Linked DNA regions of Mus musculus: all the other regions are linked to region 2. Evidence: chromatin loops called from intact Hi-C (ENCODE). Cell type or tissue: heart. All regions are shown on one strand. Region 1 overlaps Stim1 (stromal interaction molecule 1). Region 2 overlaps Stim1 (stromal interaction molecule 1). Region 3 holds the start of Stim1 (stromal interaction molecule 1).

Region 1 (8,000 bases), 50 kb before region 2:
CTATACCTGGAACCTGTAGGTGTGACTTAGCAGAGGGAAGTTTGGTCATTTATGGATATTAGAAGCCCAGATCACTTTATCATGCACTCCCTCTTTGCTTTCCAGTCACCGCAAAGTAAACAGTTTCCCTGCCAAGTGATCTCTGCCTGAATAGAACACCTTACAGACCAAAGGCAACAAGGCTTCTGAAATCAAGAGCCAAACAAAATCTTCCAAACAAAATGTATTCCTTTCCGTCTCTGCTCCCATCCAGGGACTGCCCCACCTGGGGATCCATCCTGTCTGCAAGCAACAGACACTGTTGCTGTTGGCAAGAGGTGCTTGCTAACAGGAACCTAGTGTGGCTGTACCTTGGGAGGTTCTGCCAGCAACTGACCAGTGCAGATATGGATGCTTGGAGCCACCATCAGACTGAGCTTGGGGATCCCGGTCAGGAGGAGCTGAGGGGCTTGCAACCCCACAGAAAGAACAATGTCGGCTGGCCAGACTGCCCAGTTCTCCCAAGGACTAGACCACTATGTACAGGGATGGATCCATGGCTCCAGATACATATGTATCAGAGGTTGGCCTTGCCTGACATCAATGGGAGGGGAAGCCCTTGGTCCTGTGGAGGTTTGATGTCCCAGAGTAGGGGGATGCTGTAGCAGTAGGGCTGGTGGGTAGGTGGGGGGGCACCCTCATAGAGGCAAGGGGAAGGGGGAGAGGGCTGTGGGATGGGGATTTGTGAAGGAGTAACTGGGAAGTGGAAGATCATTTGAGATGTAAACGAATGGAATGATTAATTAAAAAAGAGAAAGAAAAAGAAAAAATGTGTTCCTTTCTCGGTAAATGATAAACCAAGCAGCTAGAAACATAACCAAGGTTAAGTAGACTTAATATCATCAGCCAATGCCTTGATTGGCATTTTTACACTAGCCAATAGAATATTTGTACAGATGAGCATGTGCACATGAACAGACTATAAGTTAAGACATAAAAAGGAAAAAATATTTATAAACCAGTAAAGGTTTCAACTGAATGTGATAGTGTGCAACCATAATGTAAGCACTAGAGAAACTGAGGCAGGAAAATCATGGAGTTTGAGGGCCCTGGCTATATAGAAAGTTTCAGGCCAGATAACAGGTAATCCTAGCATTCAAAAGGCAGAGACTACAAATTTCTGGGGCAAGCCTGTAATACATAGTGAGTTTTAAGTGAGCACTGAGACACTGACTCAATGAACAAGGTGAAGAATGACCGAGGAAGACTTAAAATGTCAGCCTTGGGCCTCTACACACTTAATGCATATACCCACATACATATATATACAAACATGCATATAGATTCCTATCATGCACAGACATATGAAAAAGAAGATGATGAAGAAAGGATTCAAATCAGTGATTTCAGCCCTCATATTTAAAAGCTAGGGAAAAAAGGGGGGATGAACTATTTCACAGTCATGGGACACGGTGATTTATGCCTGCAATCCCAGCTCTTACTCAGGAAGTGAAAGCAGAATGATCAGGAGTTGAAAACCAGTCATGGCTACATGGCAGTTTGAGGCAAGCCTGAACTATAAGATGTTATCTTAAAGCAAACAAATGCCTAAGATTTAAAAGATACTCCACAAAAGAAGATATATGACTGACAACTTATGTACATGAAAAGATGCCCAGTATCACTAGTACTACTACACCATGCTAAAATTTAACAGACTGGTGACAACTAATATTTACAAGGAGACTGGGAGCGGAGGGTCTCATACACTACTGATGGGAATATCTAACACTGATAGTTTCTTGATACCTGCCATCCGATCTAGTCATTCCACTCCTACATGTTTTCCTAAGACACAGAATATGCATGTGACTCATACGGTCACTTCAGCTTTATTTGTAATAGAAACTTATGTAGCTCAAATGTCTAACAAGAAGTAAATGGACAAAACAATTGAAGTATATCTCTTCATTGTATTAATACTCAGTAATAAAAAAAGATGAGCTACTCATACATGTAAAATATGAATCTCAAAATGATTATGTTAAATGAAAGAGACTAAATTTTAAAGGGTATATATCATATAACTCTATTTAAATAAAATGCTAGCAAGTGTGAACTGAACTGGTCAGAAGGTAGTTCAGTAGTCATTGAGGGGGAGGAGAGATGACAGAAGATATGAGGTAATGAATACAGGCTGCCTTTACTGTGCAGTGGCTTCACAAATGTATACATATGGTAAAACAGAGACTACAATAAACTATAAATGTTTGTAATTTATATCAATATCATCTCATTAGCTCCCATGAAAAGCTGCTGAAATCAAGTTATGGCAGCAGCACAGATTTACATAAGAGCACAGCGGAAGGAGGATCAGAGAGGGTGTAATTTCCCAAGTAAGACCTTCCTTCTTCTAGTATATATTTAAAATAAGACATAAAATGACTCTGTTAAGTATTAGGTCACAACATAGATGACAATTTTGATTCAGTCATCAGGAAGAAAACTTACTAGGGGCTTTGCGGCTGGCTCCATGCAGGTAGCAAGCTTGGCACATGTGAGGGCCTGAATTTGAGCTCTAGCATGGGGGTGGGCTGGGGGGTGGGGAGGGGGACAACTCGGTGGTATGAAGGGGGAGTGAGTGCGTGCATCAGGTGCCACAGGCTTGTAACCCCAGCATTTGGGAGACAGAGAACCAGGAGGATCAACTAGCCTTAGTTACTTGAGGTGCTGCCCCAAGAGAGGGAAAGAGGGAGGGAATAAACAAATTTTCTTTTTCTTTAAAAAATGTAGCAACAACTAATAGAAAGGGGAGAGGGAGGAGGAGAAGGTGGGGTCCGTGGTAAAGTGCAAATGGCCTGGGAAGGCCCCGCTTTATAACCAACTTCAGACAGAATTGAGAGCAGAGCTGTGAGGAGCCATGATCTTACTCTGTGCTATCTCAAGTAACTACACATAGTTAGTGACAGGATTATATTCCATTGTTCCACTCAATCTCCTTGCCTCGTTTTCCACATCTGAAAACAGAGATAACTCAAAACCACAGTAGCAATACATATAAAGTTATCATGAGAAATGAAAGAACATAAAGAAAACACTTAGCACAGCGCTTAGCATGTGTGACGTACTATACATGTGTCAGAGTCGGTTCTGACTTGCTGCTGACTTTATTATTAAAACCCAGAGCTGGTTGATGAAGACTTTTCTGCTAAGATCTAAATAACACAGGAAAAGTGGGGGAGAGAAAGAAGGAGAGAGGGAGACAGAGAGAAAAGCAGAGAGACAGAGACAGACAGAGACACAGAGACAGAGAGAAAAAACACAAGGAAAAACAAACACTGATTTCCAACATTAGTCCGAGAATGTTAACAACATTAATCACACAAAAAGGCGTGACTCTCATTAGCCTGCCAATGTTCTGAACATAAATGACTAAAGCTGATATCTACACCAGTTAGCTATGTTCAGGCCAGCCAGTTTGAATTAATGCCAGAATAGCACACGCCTTTCATAGCTCTGGGAACTCACTCTAGAGAGAATAGGAGCCTTGCCCTAAATAATGAGGCAAATTATTGGGCACAGAAGATTCTTACTTTTAGTCTAGCAAACCTCCAGTCAACCAGTCCTGAAAAGGTACCGTCTATGACTCCATGGCAGTGAGGTTCTATGTTCTACTGATAAGGGCAAATGAGTCTCAGCCCCTTCTTAAAAACGTACTCCATTGTCTTCCATGTTCCTGTAATTTGAAATACACTGGAAGTGTTCCAAATAGTTGCTAAGTCCAGAAATAAAGTTCTGATCAGAAAATGGCCTGGGCTGTTCGCTCGCACTAGGATTCAGTCCTCCATCGCTGCCTTCCCTCCGCTACTCTCCTTTCTCAGTCACATTTGTTTGAGCTTGTAGGAAGGCCATGAACATGCTCCTCACCTCTTGCATTCTAAGTTCATACTTATAAAATCTACTCTTAAAAACTAAGCACCTTATCACCATGCTATTAGAAAATAAAAATAAAAATAAACAGACTGCTAGAAGATTTTTCCCTGGCAATTCTAATATAACATCAATATTAAAGTTCATGTCATTGCTTCATCTCTCTTCAGTAGACAGCCTGCATTGCTGTAAAGATACATTTAACTGCGGGAGGGTGTGTGTGTGTGTGTGTGTGTGTGTGTGTGTGTGTGTGTGTGGTGTGTGTGTATATGTGTGTGTATGTGTGTGTGTAGTGTGTATATGTGTATGTAGTGTGTGTGTGTGTATAGTGGTGTGTGTGTGTGTATATGTGTGTGTGTTTTGTGTGGTGTGTGTGTGTGTGTGTGGTGTGTGTATATGTGTGTGCATGTGTGTGTGTTTGTGTGGTGTGTATATGTGTGTGTATGTGTGTGTGTGTGGTGTGTGTGTGTGTGTGTATGTGTATGTGTGTGTATATGTGTGTGTATGTGTGTGTGGTGTGTGTGTGTGTGTGTGTGTGTGTCCCAGAAAGCTTTCTCCGACATGCTCCTTTACCTGCTCTTAAACTGATGAGACACTTAAGTGGCAGCAGCTGCTCCATTTCCTGCTGCGAATCTACTGAATCTAATGCTCTCTACCTACATAGGCATGTTTCCTCTCTGATTGAAATTCTATCGTTGCAGGTAAGACTCTGAATAAAAATAGAAACAGCCTCATTCTATTACAAGTAGTGTTGTCTGCCATCAGCTGACAAGGAAGTGCACTGATCGACAAGGATCAGAAGATCTACATCTAGTCCTGGCTCTCCTAAGTGCATGACAATGAACACATAATTTTATAAGCCAAGTCCTAAGTTTCCTCATCTAAAAACAAGGAAAATTAGAAACAGTGGCAGGTGCCTATAATCCCAGATGCTTACAAAGCTAAGATCCAAGAGTCTGAGGCCAACATGGGCAAAATAAGGAGACACTCAAAATTCTGAAGTCCTGGATAACTCAAGTTTAACCTTTCTTAACACCTTATACTGGTCAGGGTTTTTTTGAGTTTTTTGTTTTTGTTTGTTTGTTTGGGTTTTTGTTTTTGTTTTTTTGGTTTGTTTGTTTGTTTGTTTTTGTTTTGTTTTTTGGTCAACTTGATACAGCTAGAATTGTCTTAGGAGAGGGAACCTCAATTGAGAAAACTGTCTCCATAACATCAGCCTGCAGGTGGGCTTCTGGATCATTTTTAAATTAGTGATTGATGTGGGAGGGCACAGGCCACCGGAGTGATGCCCCCAAGGCAGGAGGTCCTGAATGGTCCGTGAAAGCAAACTGAACAAGCCATGAAGGGCAAGCCAGTAAGCAGCATTCCTTTACAGACTCTGCTTCAGGTCCTGCCTTGGCTTCTCCTGATGATGGACTAGAAGCCAAATTAACCCTTTCCTCCCCAAGTTGATTTTGGTCACAACAAGAGAAAGTAAACTAGGACACATCTCCTCTATAAGACCTTGGGAAAACGCTGTTTCCAATATCTGTCTGTCTGTCTGTCTGTCTGTCTGTCTGTCTGTCTACCTAGCCACTTACCTGTCTTAGAGACTGGGTTTCACAGACCCTAGACTGCCCTTGAACTTAGTGAGGATGATCTTAAACTTCTGGTCCTCCTGCCTCCACTTCCCAAGAGCTGGGATCACAGATGTGCACTACCACAGCTGGCTTCCAGTGTTGGAAAGCAAATTCAGGGCTTTGTTCATGAGACGCAAACCACTCACCAACTGAACTATAAGCTTCCAATCCTACTGAGATCTAAGGAAGCTCTGGCCATAGAGGTAAAAAAGGACGCTAAAGATCTATCACTTTCTTTCCTGTCAAGTGTCATAAACTAAACCTGGTCTTTTACTCAGGATTCTAAATAAAATGTTCCAGTGGAGGGAAACAAGTTTGTAGGATGTAGGAGCTTTATTACTCGAAGGGTCTAAAATTTTCACTGATAAATTCAACATGAGTCAGTAATGAGACCACTGAGGGCACTAGCACTTAATCAGGAAGTGACAGTATCTATTCCCAGGGCCCAGAGCCCAGAAGTTGGCAACACAGTTCAGCTCTATGTAAATCAAACCACATTTAGGACTCTGAGCCCAGCTCAAGGAGCTAAGAAAAATATTATAAAAATATTTACAAAAAGGACATCTAAATCAGAAAGAGCCTGAAATATTTTTATTCAAAGATGAAGGAATATGTAACTTGGCAGAGAGGAGTGGTGAAGGCAGAAGATTCAGGACCGGATCCACCTTTACTGCCACTCAACCTGTGGATCATTGGGACTCAGAAGAGGTGGAGTAGGCAGAGAGTACAGAACAGAGAACAGAGAACGGCAAGCTCCTCATCCCTGGGGAGGACATGGCAAGCTGGTAGATTTCTATGGAGGATTAGTGTGAGGACAGAAGTCGATAGGCTGGAATTCAAGACATCCTAATGAAGGACAACTTCAAATCCCTTTCCCAGCATGACTGTAATTTGGTCTTATTCCATGACTCTATAGAATGATTTCAGTAACTTACTTCTTGTTAAGCATTTTTTGTTGTCCATGTCCTTCTAAGGACAGTATCTATTCATCCTCTCTCTCTCTCTAAACCTTTAACAACCACAACCAACAACCCGGCTGCCTGTTACCTTCTGATGACTTCCACGCCTTCCACAGGTCCTCCACGCTGATAAGCTTATCCTCACCATGGAAGGTGCTATGTTTCACTGTTGGGTCATGGTAATTGAGGTCTTCCCTTAGGAACTGTAAGAGAAAAGCACACAAGTCACAGGAGATACTTGTGAACCAGCCCACCAAGATCTCCACAAGTCACTTGTCTCCAGCTATATATAACACAGTTCCAATGCACTACTTATAAACCCCACTCCTGTATCTTTCTATGTGAATGCCTCAGTTGCTGGTAAAAACAATTTTTCACTTAGTTACATGTTTCATATAAAAAAGACAAGTATGTTTGAATTCTTCCCTCACTATTATTATTATTATTATTATGTATTGAAAGAGTGACAGTGGACTCAACAAGCCACAAGGGAAACAAAGAAGAGTTAATGTTTAAAAAAATGTGCAGTCTGTCTGTGCATGCCTGTGCACACATGTACATTTGCAAATGTCACAGGCAACATTCACCTTACCTTTTGAGACAGGGTCTCACTGAACCTGGAAAATACTAATCTGGCTAGGCTGACTGGCCAGCAAGCCCCCAAAATCCACCTGTCCACCCACAGCAGCCCTGAAGTTACAGATATGTGCTGCAGTGCTCGACTTTTTATATGGATGCTGGGGATTAACACTCGGGTCCTCACAACTGTGTGACAGGCACTGTACCAACTGAGCTAGGTTCCCAGTAGCTCCAACTCTAGTTTGTCTGGTTGGTGTTTTTTGTTTGGTTGTTTAATATAGTCAAAGTCTTATAAAGCCCAGGCTAACCTGGAATGTCGTATGTACCTGAGGATGACTCTGGACTCTTTTTTGTGGGGAGGGGAGTAAAAATAGGGAGAGGAAAGAGTGAAAGAAAGGAAGAAGAAAGAAAAACAATGACTCAAGAGAAAGAAAGAGAGAGAAAGAGAGAGAGAGAGAAAGAGAGAGAAAGGAAGGAAGGAAGGAAGGAAGGAAGGAAGGAAGGAAGGAAGGAAGGAAGGAAGGAAGGGAGAATGAGAACTAATGAAGTTTTATGTAAACTGTTCTATTTCAAATGTAATTTAAATTTATATCTCTGTGTGTACTTGAGTACATGAGAGAGCAGAGACATCAGATCCCCCTGAGCTGGAATTAACAACTCAGGAGACCTCTAGAAGAGCAATGTATTCCTTTAACTACCATTTTTCCAGCCCTGAAATGTGGAGGGAATCATGTTCTACTTGAAACTGAGGATAATATCAATTGCCAATATCAGTGTGGAAAAGGAACCTGCAGGCCCAAGAGTTGGTGCTTAAGGAGCTAATGAAGGGCTCAAGCCTTGTCCTCTTTGCTCCACTCCTGGGTTCACACACAGGCACAACAAGATGGCTGAGCCAAACAGCAGTTGCCCCTCCCCAAGTGCATGTGCTGTCCGC
Region 2 (8,000 bases):
AAAGGGCCATTCTTAATTGTACTGCAGGATTCTTTCATTTATCATACTAGCCCAAGTAATTGCTTAACCTTTTGGAGGAACTATTTTTTGTAGCTATAAAATATAAAACAATTTTCTATTTAAGATTATGCAAGCAAACCACAGTCCATGGATAAAACTAAAATTAGCTTGTCTTGAGTTAGTATTTTAATTTTGTTTTATTTTGTTTTTCAGACAGGTCTCACTATGTAGTTCTAACTGGCCTGGAACTCTTATGTAGATCAGACTGGCTTTAAAAAGTTCATCAAAAAATCAGAGTTCTGCCTGCCAATTAGCTCATTCTTTTATTTTAATAATTATGTATTTTTATTTTATGAATATTTTGCCTGAATGTATGTATGTGTACCATGCATGTGCCTAGTGTTTGTGGTAGTCAGAGGGTCAAAACAATGGAACTGGAGTTACATATGGTTGTGAGTTCCCATGTAGATGCTGAAAAATCTGAGTCCTCTGGAAGAAAAAAAAGCGCTGTTAACCACTGAGGTTAACAACCTCTTAGGTTCTCCTCTTGAGACTCATTTTCTCTTAAAAAGAGCTAAGGATATACTTAAGTAATAAAGAGACACCAGGACCTGGGTTAGCTCCCACTACTGCAAATAAATACATATTTTTTAATTCAACTGAGCTCTTTTTTTTATTAGATATTTTCTTTATTTACACTTCAAATGTTATCCCCTTTCCTAGTTATCCCTCCAAAAATCCCTATCCCTTTCCCCCTCCCCCTGCTGACCAACCCACCACTCCTGCTTCCTGGCCCTGGCATTCCTCTATACTGGGGCATAGAACATTCGCAGGACCAAGGGCCTCTCCTCCCACTGATGACCAACTGGGCCATCCTCTGCAACATATGCAGCTAGAGTCATGAGTCCCGACATGTGTTTTCTTTGATTGGTGGTTTAGTCCCTGGGATCTCTGGGAGAACTGCTTAGTTCATATTGTTGTTCCTCCTATGGGGCTGCAAACCCCTTCAGTTCCTTAGGTACTTTCTCTAGCTCCTTCATTGGGGACCCTGTGCTCCGTCCAATGGATGACTGTGAGCATGCACAAATGGACAATGTGCAGAGAGTGAGAGACCTAAATAGGATGGCTACATCAAACCCCTCCTCTCATGGCTCAGGAACTATATAGAAGACGAGGCTGAAAGACTGTAAGAGTCAGAGAGGATGGATAACACCAAGGAAACAGTGTCTTCCAAACACAACAGGACTGGTGCACATCTGAACTTCCACTGACTACAGGAGCTTGCATAAGGCCCAAGACAAATGGGTCCCAGAGCAGAGTAGAGGAGGTGGACATGAGCTACAACCCCAAGCAAAGAAGCCATCTCCAATCACAACCACTTGTAAAGGAAAAATTAAGTTTCTCCATTGGAGGCTCACTAGTTATATAAACCACACTTAGGGGCAGGTTCCATGCCCAGCAGTAGAAGGCCAATACAAAATGAACTCAATGTTTTTGGGGGAGATTTTTTTTTGTGTGTGTCTCATATTGCCTTGAGCATATTTTACCTTCCATGTCATTTGTGTATATATTATAGATTCTGATTTTGTGTTGTTATGGGTGTGTGTATGTGTGCCTATATGTGTGTGTGTTTTCTTTCTTTCTTTTTTATTCTGCTTTGTTTGTTGTATTTGCCTGTTGATTTTCTTTTCTTCCTTTTTTTTTTTTTTAAAGATTTATTTCATGAGTACACTGCCACTATCATGACAGACCTGAAGAGGGCATCAGATCCCATTACAGATGGTTGTGAGCCACCATGTGGTTGCTGGGAACTGAACTCAGGACCTCTCTCCAGAGAGAGAGCCCAGCCTGTTGATTTTCTAAAGAGAGAAAAAGCAGTCAGAGTTGGATAGCTAAGCAGATGGAGAGAATCTGAGAAGAGTTGGAGAAAGGGGAAACCATGATTATAATATATTGCATGAAAAAAATCTATTTCCAATAAAATTTTTTTAATAGAATAAGTGGGGGGGCTGGAGAGATGGCTCAGTGGTTAAGAGCACTGACTGCTCTTCGAAAGGTCCTGAGTTCAAATCCCAGCAACCACATGGTGGCTCACAACCATCTGTAATGAGATCTGATGCCCTCTTCTGGGGTGTCTGAAGACAGTGACAGTATACTTACATATAAATAAATAAATCTTTAAAAAAATAGAATAAATGGAAAAATATCAAGGAACAAATAAAACACAACTTTCCATCTATTCCTCTTTTCCCTACAACTTACACAATCATACCCTATGATTTGATTTAAAAAAAACAGATTGTCATCATATACAAAATTCACATCAAATAAATTCATCAAATGATCATCCTCACATACACAGTGCTGGCCTACATAAGACCCTATGTAAGAAAAAGTGCTATATAGTATCATAATAGAAAATTATTAAGTTAGTCAGAGTAACGCCCATCTGGAATCCCAGCATTCAGGAAATCGAGGCAGAAAGTTCAGGAGTTTCAAGGCCAGTCTGAGCCACATAAGACCCTATCTCAAAAAGCAGAAACGAGCCGGACGAGGTAGCGCACTCCTTTAACCCCAGCACTCGGGAGGCAGAGGCAGGCGCATTTCTGAGTTCAAGGCCAACCTGGTCTACAAAGTGAGTTCCAGGACAGCCGGGGCTACACAGAGAAACCCTGTCTCGAAAAAAAAACAAAAAACAAGCAAAAAAAAAAAAAAAAAAAAGCAGAAACAATAAATAACAACTATTATTTAATTGTATTTTTCTAATTAGATTCCTTTAGTTCAACGACCACATCCATTACACCATTATACTTCCGATGCCCACAAGCTGTCAAACTGGTAAAAATTTCTTGAATAAGAGTCTATGCATTTGAATACTAGACTGGCCATATTCAGTAGCAATTTTAGGACCACGAGCAAGAGATTTGTCTAAATCTTAGTTTATATGTTAAATGAAGTCACAATCTTTGCCTTGAGGGGCTGGGTGAGAAGCAAATGGTGTTAATGTCATCCCTCTGCACACCAGACTGCTGTGTGACAGATGGGACCCAGGAATCCACTAGTCACTGTATTACCCACACAGTGCACTGCTGAACCCCAGAGATATTTGTGAGATGGTATTTTCTGAATATTTAGTCTATGACAGGAAGGAAACAGAATATTGGAATTATCTTTAACATTTCTGTCTTGCCTGTCTCTCTTTCTACTACCTCCTCTTCTCCCTCCCTCTCTCTTCCTGTTTTTCTCTTCTTTTCACTTTCAACAGTTTTGTGTAGAACAGCCTGGTTTCAAGCTTGCTATGTAGCTGAAGATGGCCTTGACTTACCCATCCTCCTCCGTCTACTCCCAAACCCTGGGATCACAGGCCTGCACTGCCGATGCCCAGCAAGCATTGTTTTAGCCTTTGCTATCTGCCTGCCGTGTTTGTTCTTGCTTGGATTCTGAGTTCCTATAAGAGCCACTATTCATTTGTTTGTTTGTTTATTTATTTATTTATTTATTTCCTCTTACTTTTCCACGTGTCTTAAACAAGAGTGCCTTCATCATACCTCTTTAGGCTGACTGTTTGGTCCTCGCCATTCTTTATTAGCTGCTAACATATCCTGCTTGTAATCCAGTTTCCTGACCTGCTGTACCTTTCCCAGGGCTAAAACAGCATTCCTGGTGACAGTTCCAGGCTATGTTTTCTCTGAGCAGTGGAGGCATGCTGCTGAGAAGTGGAAGACTTGGACCCAGGACTGGCTCTGCCACAGTCTGAATACGCAGGCGCGCGGGTAAGGTGCTTTTTCTCTGAGTCTTAGACTTCTCATCTTTAAAATGAGGAATGTTAACTAAATCAGTGGTTTCTAAGTGTCCATAAATTCTGTGTTCAAGTTTAAGCAAATTTGCCAGGCAGTGGTGGTGCACGCCTTTAATCCCAGCACTTGGGAGGCAGAGGCAGGAGGATTTCTGAGTTCGAGGCCAGCCTGGTCTACAGAGTGAGTTCCAGGACAGCCAGGACTACACAGAGAAATCCTGTCTCAAAAAACCAAGGAAGAAAGAAAGAAATAGAGAGAGGGAGAGGGAGAGGGAGAGGGAGAGGGAGAGGGAGAGGGAGAAAGTAAGTTAGTTTAAGCAAGTTTTTTCTTCTGGGGGGACTCTTGGTATCTGTATTAGTAAAACAAGTAGGTTGGCCTAGATAGAAACCAAATCTAACCTAAATATACTCTCATTCTTAGTGGTTTGTTTTTTTATTTTTTATTTTTTTTCCTTTCTGGAGATTTCTGACAGCTAACAGCATGGACAGGAAACCCTTGAACACTTCTAACTTGGCAAAGTTTCCTGCTCCCTCTGAACCTCGTCCCAGCCCATTTCCTGTGTTTACAGCCGCTGGGTTTTGTACTTAGTGACAGACCTGGCAGGTCATACTCTACTGGCGTCTCCACAACTTGTTACAAGGTAAAACAAAATGAGTGCCAAATTAGGAACCAGGAGGAAGGGTTTCAGTTTCAGCTATGTGACCTCCTCTGTCATACTTCAGCTTCCTCATCTGAAAAGACAGAAAGTTTAACTGTTACTTTTTGTTGTTGTTTGTTTGTTTGTTTTGGCCTTGATACTGGAAGATAAGAGAATTTGTCTTTCTATCCTCTTAGAATAACCCTCTGTTTAGCCTGTTTCTTCCATTCTCCATCTTGGAAAGAATTGAGAAGGCTCCATTTGCATTTTGTATATTGGACAATCTAAAAGGAAGAAAACAAGTCAAGCAGCCAGGTGTGGTGGCCCGCACCTATAACCCCAGCATTCAGAGATGGGTAGATTTCTGGAGTTCCAAGCTGGCCTGGTCTACATAGGGAGATCCACACTAATGAGGGCTACATCCTGAGACTATTCAAGTAAAAAGGAGAAAGAAGCAGCAGCAGGCTCAGCCATGACCAAACAGCTTTATAAGAATGCCAGCAGAGGGGCTAGAGAGATGGCTCAATGGTTAAGAGCACTGGCCTTCTTATGAAGGTCCTAAGTTCAAATCCCAGCAACCATCGGTGGCTCACAACTATCCGTAATGAGATCTGATGCCCTCTTCTGATGTATCTACAGACAGCTACAGTTTACTTAGGTATAATAATTAATAAAACCTTTGGGCCAGAGCGAGAGGGGCTAGAACGAGAGGGGCCAGAGCGAGTGGGCCCGAATTAAATTCCCAGCAACCATGATGACTCACAATTTTATTTTATTTTTTATATAAATAAAATAAAATAAGGGGAAAAAAAGAATGCCAGCAGAGAAGAATAAGGTGGAGAGCTGTTATCACAGAATTGCCCTACAAATTAACTCTGCGGTTGGTAACCATGTAGATACCAATATATAGTCATTCTTGTCAATATTCTGAAGACAGAGCCTTTAACCCCAGCATTTGCTGGACAGAGGCAGGCAGATTTCAGGGAATTCAAGACCAACCTGGTCTACATATTGAATTCTAGAATAGCAAGTGTTACATAAAGAGACTCTGGAGATAGACCAATATCCCAATAGCCCAGTTCCATCCTTGCTTCCAACATCTGTGTGGTCAGGAATTTAGTAGATTGGATCTCAAGGAGAAGATATGTAGAAATGCTCAACACCATTCCTGATTCTGTTCTCCTTTCTTCCTTTTCTCGTTTTTGCAATGCTTATCTGTGTATGTCTGTATCTATGTGTGGTTTGTGTGTGTGTGTATGTGTGTGTGTGTGTGTACACATGTGTGCACCCTGTATATGCATGCAGAGGCCACAGGAGAATCTCAGGTTTCTTTTTCTATTGTTCTCCACCTTATTTTTGAAGGCAGAATCTTTCACCCAACCGGACACTTGCTGTTTGAGCTAGGCTGGCTAGGCACATTTGTCTCTGTCCTCCTGCTTCAGTGCAGGGAGGTTACGAGCACACTCACTCATAGCCAGGGAGGTTACGAGCACACTCACTCATGGCCAGGGAGGTTACGAGCACACTCACTCATAGCCAGCGAGGTTATGAGCACACTCACTCATGGCCAGGGAGGTTACGAGCACACTCACTCATGGCCAGGGAGGTTACGAGCACACTCACTCATAGCCAGGGAGGTTACGAGCACACTCACTCATGGCCAGGGAGGTTACGAGCACACTCACTCATAGCCAGCGAGGTTACGAGCACACTCACTCATGGCCAGGGAGGTTACGAGCACACTCACTCATAGCCAGCGAGGTTACGAGCACACTCACTCATGGCCAGGGAGGTTACGAGCACACTCACTCATGGCCAGGGAGGTTACGAGCACACTCACTCATGGCCAGGGAGGTTACGAGCACACTCACTCATGGCCAGGGAGGTTACGAGCACACTCACTCATGGCCACATTTTACCTGGGTGCTAGGGATTCAGACCCAGGCCCTCTTGCTTCCTTAGCAAGTCTCCTTACATACTGAGTCCCCTTCTTAGCCCTTTCCTTTACAATGCTCTTAATCCTGTTCTTAGAAGTAAGTAAAATGATGCTGAAGTCTGTCTGTCCTGGAGCATGAACAAGTCATCTTGGTCACAGGACAGAATCTGGTTATGGCTTGAAAAAAACCTTTATGAAATAGTACTTAAGCCAGCCTGAGTTCAGAGTTCTAACCTCATGAGAGATAGGACCAGTTAAAGGTTTTCCCAGTAGTAATAGAATTTTCCCTGGACTTTGCAGAGCCAGAAAGTCTTAAATATAAGAAAACAGTAAAAAAAAAAAAAAAAAAAAAAAAAAAAAGGCAGTCTTGCCCTAGAGTTCGGTTCTTAGCCACAGCACTATACTACATTAAGGACTACCAGAAGAGCTTTTATACACATTTAACCATGGAGGCATGGTTTTAAAACTGCTGTCATAGCTGGGCACAGTAGACTATACTTGTAGTCTCAGCTACACCTCAGAGATTAGGTTGTAGAACTATTTGAGCCCAAAGGGTTAAAACTAGCATGAACAACACAGTGAGCCCTATTTCATGAATATACTAGGAATCGAACCCAGGCCCCTGTGCATGCTAGAGAAGTACTCTACAACAACCCTTGAGTTTTGGAGAAAAGATTTCCTTGTATATGCTAATCTTGAATTCATGATGAACCCCAGGCGAGCCCTGAACTCTCAAACTTCCTTCTAAATTCTGGGATCACGAGCATAGGTCACTATGTTTATCTAAAATTTATTTCTGTTTTATTACTTTTGATTTTGATTTTTTTTTTGAGATAGGACTTTATGTCTTCTAACTCTTGGTCTTTCCACACTCACTTTCCTGTCGTAGGATCAAAGGTATGTGCCACCATAACCAATGTTTGTCTTTTTTTTTTTTTTTTTTTTTTTTTTTTACAGTATTGGGAATTTGAACCCAAGCCAACAGGCATGCTAGGCAAATATTATACTGATAAGATACATCATCAGCCTTGAGACTTCATCTTTTAAAAAGGAAAAAAGAAAAGAAAAAAGAAATGCTTAACCAAGCTATGTGGTGGTGGCACACGCCTTTAATCCCAGCACTCGGGGCAGAGGCAGGCAGATCTCTTGAGTATGAAGTCAGCCTGGTCTACAGAGTTCCAGAACAGCCAGGGCTACACAGAGAAACCCAGTCTCAAAAAAAAAAAAAAAAAAAAAAAAAAAAAAGACGAGGGGGCTGGCAAGATGGCTCAGCGGTTAAGAGCACTGACTGCTCTTCCGAAGGTCCTGAGTTCAAATCCCTGCAACCACATGGTGGCTCACACCCACCCGTAATGAGATCTGACGCCCTCTTCTGGTGCATCTGAAGACAGCTACAGTGTACTTATGTATAATAATAAATAAATCTTTGGGCCTGAGTGAGCGAGGCCGACTGGAGAGAGCAGAAGTCCTAAAAATTCAATTCCCAACAACCACATGAAGGCTCACAACCATCTGTTCTGCTACAGTGTACCCATATACACAAAATAAATAAATAAACTTTAAAAAAAAGAGAAAGAAAGAAAGAAAGAAAGAAAGAAAGAAAGAAAGAAAGAAAGAAGGAAGGAAGGAA
Region 3 (8,000 bases), 72 kb after region 2:
TAGGCATTCCTAACACATAGAGTCCCTGAGACTTTCCTCCCTGGAATATAATTACTACAACGATGGAAGCCAATTTCTGAACTAAGAGGAAATAAAGATGAAAAGAGAGGCCTTTATGGCGTAATCTAAACAGTCAGTCCTCAAAGATAGGACGTTTGAGGAATGTCTCCACAGACTCATCCTGAGGGATTCCTGAGGAATGCTGGAATGCTTCTCTACCTTAGGCAAAACACACACACACACACGACCTACAGTCAACTTCCTAAAGGCTTGCTAATGCCTAAAACTCGAAGCTGCATTCTTTTAGTTTAGATCTGACATACCAAACAGCTCTCAGAAAGATTGATTTTATGTCATACACACATATTCTGAAGTGAAAACAAGAGGATAAATGATCAATTATAAACCAGGATGTCTGTCACTGGGACTGCAGAAAGACTACTCAGGGTTACTTCACAGTTCAACCAATTTTTCCATTCATAGCCCAATGGGGGGAAACAAATTTAAGCTAAGTTTCAGAGGCCTAGGAGATTTCCTATGGAGATGCAGGAATGACCAATCCTAAAAGCAACAGCCCTAACTCCATGCTTGTATAAGGGACAGTCCTGGCCTCACCTACAAATCAGCCCTTGAAACACCTAAAATTTCAGACAACCAAGTCAAAAAAGCTGAAAGAGGGCAGCCCAAGAAAAAGTCTACCACTAATGCAATCCATAAAAGACTTCACCGCCATATTTTATATTCTTTCCCTGCTTGTATCAGCAGATACCCACTGAGACATCCCCTCTCTGAACTTGCCTATCCTCAAACACCCTAACTAGTCTTCTGTCCCCAACCCTTCAGGCTACAGTCTGGGGCAGATTGTAGTGACAGGGTGTGAAAAACAGAAAAAGAGAACTGGTGAGCTTCTAAACTTTGTGTAAATTAATTGTATTTTTTTTAAAGGTTCCTTTCTACTGCAAAAGTATTGGCCAGAGCTACTACTGCTAAACAAAGCTCTGTAAGTATACAGGGAAAATAAGGACAGATTAAAAATAATAACATGGAATCCTTACTCTCATCAGTCAGAAGAAACGGATTAAGTCAACAAGTGGTCCCAGGATTTTTTATTACCGAGAAGTCAAGAAAGGGCCATTTAAGTCCCTAGTGGTAAACAGGATTCCATCTAAGGACTTGCTTTGATATTTCACATGGGCACAAGCAAAAGACAGATTTCCTAAGGGAAAGGAGGGACTACGGTGGTTCTCACGGTGGTTAGAACAGAAAGGCACACCTGAACACCAAGCTGTAGAAAAACAGACCCAGCCCTGCCCTGATCTTCCCTGCCCATCCCGAGTGGCCTCAACCCACCATTGCCACACACCCCCTTATACCTCAAGTGATAAAACTGGCTAAAAGGAATTTTAACATCTGAGAAGGCTACTCTTCCAGACAAGAAGTCCTGAATGGGGCCTCAACCTTACTGATCTAAAAAGTCAAGGTGTCCCCATGAGGCTTCTCACTACCTTCCGGAGGAGGGATAAGGAAAGTTGCTCTGGGGAAATACTAACATTAGGCATGACTACTACACGAAAGAACTTCTTGGACTACTGAGACTACACAGTGTTATGGTGTATCTCACATGTGCGGAGATTCCAACGTGCCCACTTCGGGCCACTCAGTCTTGAGTCAATCAAGCCCCCAGCCCAGTCCAGCCCGCCGCAAGGCCTTCTTTACCTGCTTCGGTAGACTCTTCAGAAGTCGCCCCGGAGCTAGCTCCTGTATTCTTTTCACTGTGACTATGGCTGAGACTCTGGCCCTGATGCAGAAGGAGCCCCCAAAGAAGCCACAGGGCAAGACGGGCGCACACATCCATGACGGTAGGTCTCAGTCAACATGCGCCTGCTGTAGACACCTTTGGATCCCAGAAGCAAATCCCAGAGTCAGGGAGTGCAGCCGACGGTTCCAAAGCAAGATGCCCTCGCGGCGCCGCAGCTGTCCAGCCACCTGCGGGCTTACCTCCTCCGATAAGCGAAGGTCAAGTGCCCCAAGTTTGGACGCAGAAGGATCGGAGTCTCCGGTCCAACTGTAGGTCCGCCGGGGCTGCGGCGGCGGCCTGAGCTCTATCTGCTTCCGGAGAGTTTGAGCAGGGTGGCTGCGGGGCCGCTGTCAGCTCCGCAGCCTGCTGCACCCCTGCGGGAGGAGGCGGGCAGAATCTCCCGCCCGCACTGAGGTGGGGGAGGGAGAGAAGAGAGGAGAGAAGGGGGGCACCTGACCTCGCCCCGAGAAACAGCGGTGAGCCTCAGCAGCTAGGGCTTCGGCGTGCGACCTACAGGCCCCAGCAGACACGGATGTCTCCGGGATCCTAAGACTCCTAGGCCGAGGTCAGCGCCCCCGCCGGGTCCGGTACCTCTGCGGCTCCTGGTGCCCCGGTGCAGCAGGCGGACGCGCACGGGCCAGGCCCGGGACAGCGGCTCCCGGGAGGGCGGGAGGGCGGGAGGGCGGCACGGGGCGGGCCCGAAGTGGGCGGGGGCGTGCTCTACCGCCGGCCCGCCCCGCGCCGCCCGGCCCCCAGCGAAGCCCGGGCCCGCCCCAGAGCCGGCTTATCCCGGAATAACCTGTTGGAGAGCGCCCGCCAGAGCCCCCCGCAACTGGCGGGGTCTCTTGGGGACCCTGCCTGCGCTGGTGGTCGTCAGGACCGCGGCCCCGCGACAAGGATGGGGCCTCGGCCTCTGCCGTGCGCACCCCAGCCTCCAGCTCTAACGCCCGCCCGCAGGCGGGCCCCTGACACGCAGTTGCTCAGGTAACTCAGGCCTGCGGCGGCGGTGACAGCTACTGCCCTGTCCGGATCTCCGGGCCGCAGCGCTGCTCTCCGGACTCCACTGTAAAGTCAGGTTGGACAGAAACTCCGCACTAGGATGACAAACCTGGAGCCGCCTGGGGTGACTATGGTCCTGCTAGGTTTGGCCAAGGGGCGCGCTCCCAGCCCCCAACTCCCGACTCCCAGGCTCCGCCCTTTCGACGCGCCTCGCAGCCAATCGGCTTCCGCCTCTCAATAACCCGCGCCTCCGGTCTCCCGTACGCAGCGGTCCCTGGTGGCCACATCTAAGTACTGCAAAAGGACTAGTTCCTAGGTGGCCCTGACCCTTTCTAGAGGGTTACTGAAGGGAAGGGAAGCCCCTAGTCAAGCCCTTTAGAGGCTACAAGTGTTTAAAGAAGAAATTGTTCCAAAAAGCAGAATGAAATGCCCATCCCACTGTAGGTAAAACGTCACCTGTACGTAGCCTAACAGGTCTATCTGCTTTCCTAACACCCTGCCCGTCCCTGATCTACATCCTATGCCCTTGTGTAGCTCTTGCAACCCACCTCTCAGGCCCCACCCTCTTGAGGTTTGTGGGGTAAAGCCCGTGATGGTTCCTCCCATCTCATTCTCCTATCTCTCTGATTCCGTTAGAGGAGATGGTAGCGACTTGAGAATAAGTGCCCCAAAAACAGAGAACCCCGCCCAGGCTTCCTTTAGCAAAGCCTATACTTCCTGTTCTCTTCTCAAGCGTACTGTCAGCAGATCTTTACCGAAACCTCCGTGCCCTACCCCTGTCCTTGGCACCGGAGGCAGGAGACTGGATTAGGCCCAGTCCCTCTTCTGACAGTGATAAACCAGCTCCTGTTATGAGTGAGCCCTTTGAAGACCAGAACACGGATTTGCCCAACAGCTGCCTGGCTTAAGGGTTAGGCTGTTGATATAAAAATACATGTCAGACGTCATCTACTATCACTCTCTCCACTCTGTTAATCTCCCATCACACTGGCCTTTTTTTTTTTTCTTGTGGTGTGTGTGTGTACACTTTTACAATATCAAACCCAGAACCTCAGACACGATAAACAAGCACTCTATTCGCCACGCTAAACATGGACCTTCAGGAAGTTCCCAAACACATCAAACAGGCTTCAGAGCATTTGTGTCTGTTGTTTCTTCTACCGAAAACCTTCCTCACCCTACTTCCCCACCCGCTCCCCACCAATAAACTTAACCTCTTGTTATTCTAGATATTGTTGAATAACTCCTTAGAAGGTTCAACCTAAGGCTGACAATATGGTTTAGTGGGTAAAGAAGCTCACCACAAGCCGGGCGCGGTGGCGCATGCCTTTGATCCCAGCACTCGGGAGGCAGAGGCAGGCAGATTTCTGAGTTCGAGGCCAGCCTGGTCTACAGAGTGAGTTCCAGGACAGCCAGGGCTACACAGAGAAACCCTGTCTCAAAGAAAGGCAGACAGAAAGACAGGAAGGAGGGAGGGAGGGAGCAAGGAAAGAAGGAAGGAGGGAGGGAGCAAGGAAAGAAGGAAGGAGGGAGGGAGCAAGGAAAGAAGGAAGGAGGGAGGGAGGGAAGGAAGCTACTATCTGTATCACCTTCAAAGCCAGTCTACAGAGTTAGGCCCTAAATATAGCCACTCCTCCCACTATCGTGTGGTTGTGAGTTTTCAGAGGTCTCTGAGATGTACACCTGCACATCATAAATACTTAGTGAAAAGCTTACTGGTAAATGTTAGTTCATTTGATCACACAAATATCTATTGAATGACAGCCATATGCTGGAAAATTGGCCAAAACAAAAGGCGAACCCCTGACCTAGATTCTATCAGACCTATGTTCTGAGCCAGCTCTCAAACTCAAGTCACAAAATGAACAAGTAGGCAATGATGTGACTAAGTCTTAGGTAGGAGTGATAGGGGTGGGGACTACAGACTGGAAATCAATCGGGCAGAAAGGTGGACACAGCATCAACAGATTGTGGCCAAAAAAGGATAGAGACCTTTTAGGATTCAGACCCAGGACAAACAGCTGAGGTGAATGTTTAACATACCAAAGTGGACCTGGCCTCCAGGTTCTCCCGGTATCCCTCAGTGCCTACCTGACATAAGACTCCCTGTACCCAGGGGCTGGGCTTCCCCTCCCCTGAGTGCTCTTTCCTATTAAGTGCAGACATTTTAGTCTCTCTTGCTCTCCTTCTCACTCCCTATCCCTGCATTTTCTCTCTCCCTGCATATGAATGCTCTTCCTCTTACCCCCCTTCTCTGTCCCCCTCCCCTAGGTGACTTCCCTGGCCTCGTTCCATGGGACCAGTGAACCCACCTGAGAGTGGCTTCCCATTAAACCTGCTTTGATATACTTAAATTTGACTTGAATAGGCTCATTTCACTGGCAGAGAATAACGTATCAAGGAGTTGGAGAAATGGCTCAGTAGCTAAGAGTGCATGAGCTCTTTCAGAGGACCCACATCAGGTCTGCCATAACCACCTGAATGTCCAGCTCCAGGGGGATCCAGTGCCCTACACACACACACACACACACACACACACACACACACCCTGCATACACACACACACACAACTAAAAATAATCTCAGAGAACTGGGAGGGCTAAGTTACAGCTGAGAGGAACAGGGCTTGCCTCCCATGCCAAGGCCCTGGCTTCAATTCTGAGCACGGCGAAAAGTAATTAATTTTTTAAAAATTGGCATTTGTACAACACAGAAAAACTTAGAGTAGAAAAGGGATAGAAATATAGCTTATGAGTATTTGCCTTGCAAGCACAAGGCTCTAGGTTTGGTACCAATGCCCCCATCCCCTTCCCCCACAAACACAGTAAGTAGGTTTTGTTGGGCATTGTAAGTCATGCCATTTAAGAAGTTGAACCAGGGGCTGGAGACATGGATCAGCAGTTAGGAGCACTAACTGTGCTTCCAAAGGACCTGAATTCAATTCCCAACACAATATGGCAGCTCACAACTCTAACTCCAAGACCTAACACCCTCACACAGACATAAATGTAGACAAAACACTAATGCACATAAAAAATAAAAGTCGGGGGCCTGGAGTGATGGCTCAGTGGCTAAGAGCACTGACTGCTTTTCCGGAGATCATGAGTTCATTCCTGGGCAACCACATGGTGGATCACAGCAATCTGTAATGGGATCTGATGTCCTCCTCTGGTGTGTCTAAAGACAGCGACAGTGTGCTCATATACATAAAATAAATAATTCTTAAAATTAAATAAATAAATAAATAAATAAATAAAAGTGGTTGTTTGCCTATCCATGTCACGATTACGAGGTGTGGCCTTGTTGGAAGAAATTTATCACCCTGGGGTGGCCTTTGAGGGGCTTATGCTCAGGCTCTGCCTAATATAGAAGAGAGTCTCCTCCTGGCTGTCTGAGGAAGAGTCTCCTGCTTGCCTTCAGATCAAGATCTACAACACCATGTCTGCCTGGAATGCTGCCATGCTTCCCGACATGATGATAATAGATGATCTGTAACTTACTCTGAAACTGTTAGCCAGCCCCAATTAAATGTTTTCCTTTATAAGAGTTTCCATAGTCGGTGGGGCAGTGGTGGCACACGCCTTTAATCCCAGCACTTGGGAGGCAGAGGCAGGTGGATTTCTGAGTTCGAGGCCAGCTTGGTCTACAAAGTGAGTTCTAGGACAGCCAGGGCTACACAGAAAAACCCTGTCTCAAAAAACCAAAAGGAAAAAAAAAAAAAAAAAAGGAGTGCCATAGTCATGGTATCTCTTCATAACAATGGAAACCCTAAGGCACTGAACCCTAAATTCAATGCCAGGCCTAGCTACTCAGTGAGTTCTAGGCCATCTGGTACAGAGGTAGAGCCTGTCTCAATTAATGTCTGCATGAGTGTAATCCTAGCAACCTGCCAGCCCCTTTGGAGGCTGAAGCAGAAAGATCAGGAGTTTGAGATCAGCCTGGGCCACATAGTGGAACCTGTCTCAGAAAGAAAAAGAGGTCATACATAATCCATCACTGGGGCGGTAGAAGCAGAAGAATGAGGAGTTCAAGGCCGGCCTCAGCAACACAGTGAATTTGAGGCTAGCCTGAACTATATGTATCAAAATCTTAAAAGAAAAAGAAAAAGAAACTTTAAGAGGAAATCATGAATGCAGTCCCCTGCTACCATAACTTGAGTTTCCATATCTGGGAAAGCAGGTAAGTGCTACTACTGCTACTATGACTGCTATTGTACATGTGTGTGCCTCTGTGTGTGCACGCCCAGATGCACGCAAGTACTCACAGAGGTCACAAGAGGGCATCAGACTCCCTGGAGCTGGAGTTCCAGTAGTTTTTTGAGCCACCTGATGTGGATGCTAAGAATTCAGACCCTCTTAACCAAAGAGGAGGTGGTGTGTGCTAACCACTGAGCCATCTCTCCAGCTCCAATGTCTTTAAGTATTGTGAAAATAACTTGTGCTTCATGTTCTTCTTGTGTTCCTTTACATGCAACTAACTTTAAAGCCCAGCTATGGATCCTTAGTGTAAGCACGAGGATCTGGTGTGTTAGTGTGCCTGTAACAGTGCTGCTAGGGACGTTAAAAACAAGTGGATTCCTGGGACTCATTAAGCCAGCCAAACTAGCATATTTGGCAAGCTCCTGGCTAATGAGAGACCTTGTCTCAATGAACAAAACAAACAAGCAAACAAACAAAACCCACAGTGGATGACTCCTGAAGAATGACACCCAAATCTGATTTCTGATCTACAAACACATACATACACACACACACACACACACACACACATACACATGCACACACACACACACACACACACACATATACACATGCACACACACACACGCACACACACACACACACTCGCGCAAGGCGAGGGATAAAATATGTAATGCAGTGGTACAGCACATGCTTTGCTTGTGTGACACTTGACTTTGATACTCAGTATCAGGAAAATCAACCTTGTATAGGCAATTTAAAATACACCTATAGCCTGTGTTAACCACTCTGGCCTTGTTTATCACATCAGCCTAAGCCACTCCAGTTTTGTTAAGAAGTCAAGCATGAAAGAGCAAAGAAATGCATCTTGGACAAAGTTTCTCTTAAAAAATAACTAGATCACTTTTCTTAACTGCCCCATGATCTCTACAGGAGTGTAAGTGCACCAGCTTGACACAGAAAGTTTTGGTCTCAATGGGTCTGGTGGAGCAAGCCTGTAAGCC

Evidence for each region. A loop is a pair of places that touch in the nucleus more often than their neighbours do. Peaks named below come from ENCODE experiments on the same cell type or tissue, not always from the same donor. Only the 100,000 strongest peaks of a DNase experiment are listed, where the experiment ranks them.
Region 1: a loop joins it to region 2, with 2.0 times the contacts of the local background. A loop is called at or near these places in 2 of 42 quality-filtered maps.
Region 3: a loop joins it to region 2, with 6 times the contacts of the local background. A loop is called at or near these places in 8 of 42 quality-filtered maps.

What each region holds. Positions count from the first base shown.
Region 1 is chr7:102,384,777-102,392,776 of GRCm38, reverse strand. It overlaps Stim1 (stromal interaction molecule 1), which reads right to left. Exons shown (of 12, transcript NM_009287.5): 3 at 6,576-6,690. Among named protein-coding and RNA genes, the nearest start is that of Rrm1, 53 kb to the left of the region's middle. In heart, no CTCF peak of the experiment used is centred here; a DNase peak (open chromatin) is centred at 3,476.
Region 2 is chr7:102,334,472-102,342,471 of GRCm38, reverse strand. All of the region lies in intron 1 of Stim1 (stromal interaction molecule 1), which reads right to left. Among named protein-coding and RNA genes, the nearest start is that of Stim1, 71 kb to the right of the region's middle. In heart, no CTCF peak of the experiment used is centred here; a DNase peak (open chromatin) is centred at 4,351.
Region 3 is chr7:102,262,270-102,270,269 of GRCm38, reverse strand. It overlaps Stim1 (stromal interaction molecule 1), which reads right to left and starts at 2,451. Exons shown (of 12, transcript NM_009287.5): 1 at 1,717-2,451. The coding sequence starts at 1,855. In heart, a CTCF peak has its summit at 3,075; DNase peaks (open chromatin) are centred at 2,359, 3,009 and 3,469; H3K4me3 peaks cover 2,439 bases; H3K27ac peaks cover 1,421 bases; H3K27me3 peaks cover 1,614 bases.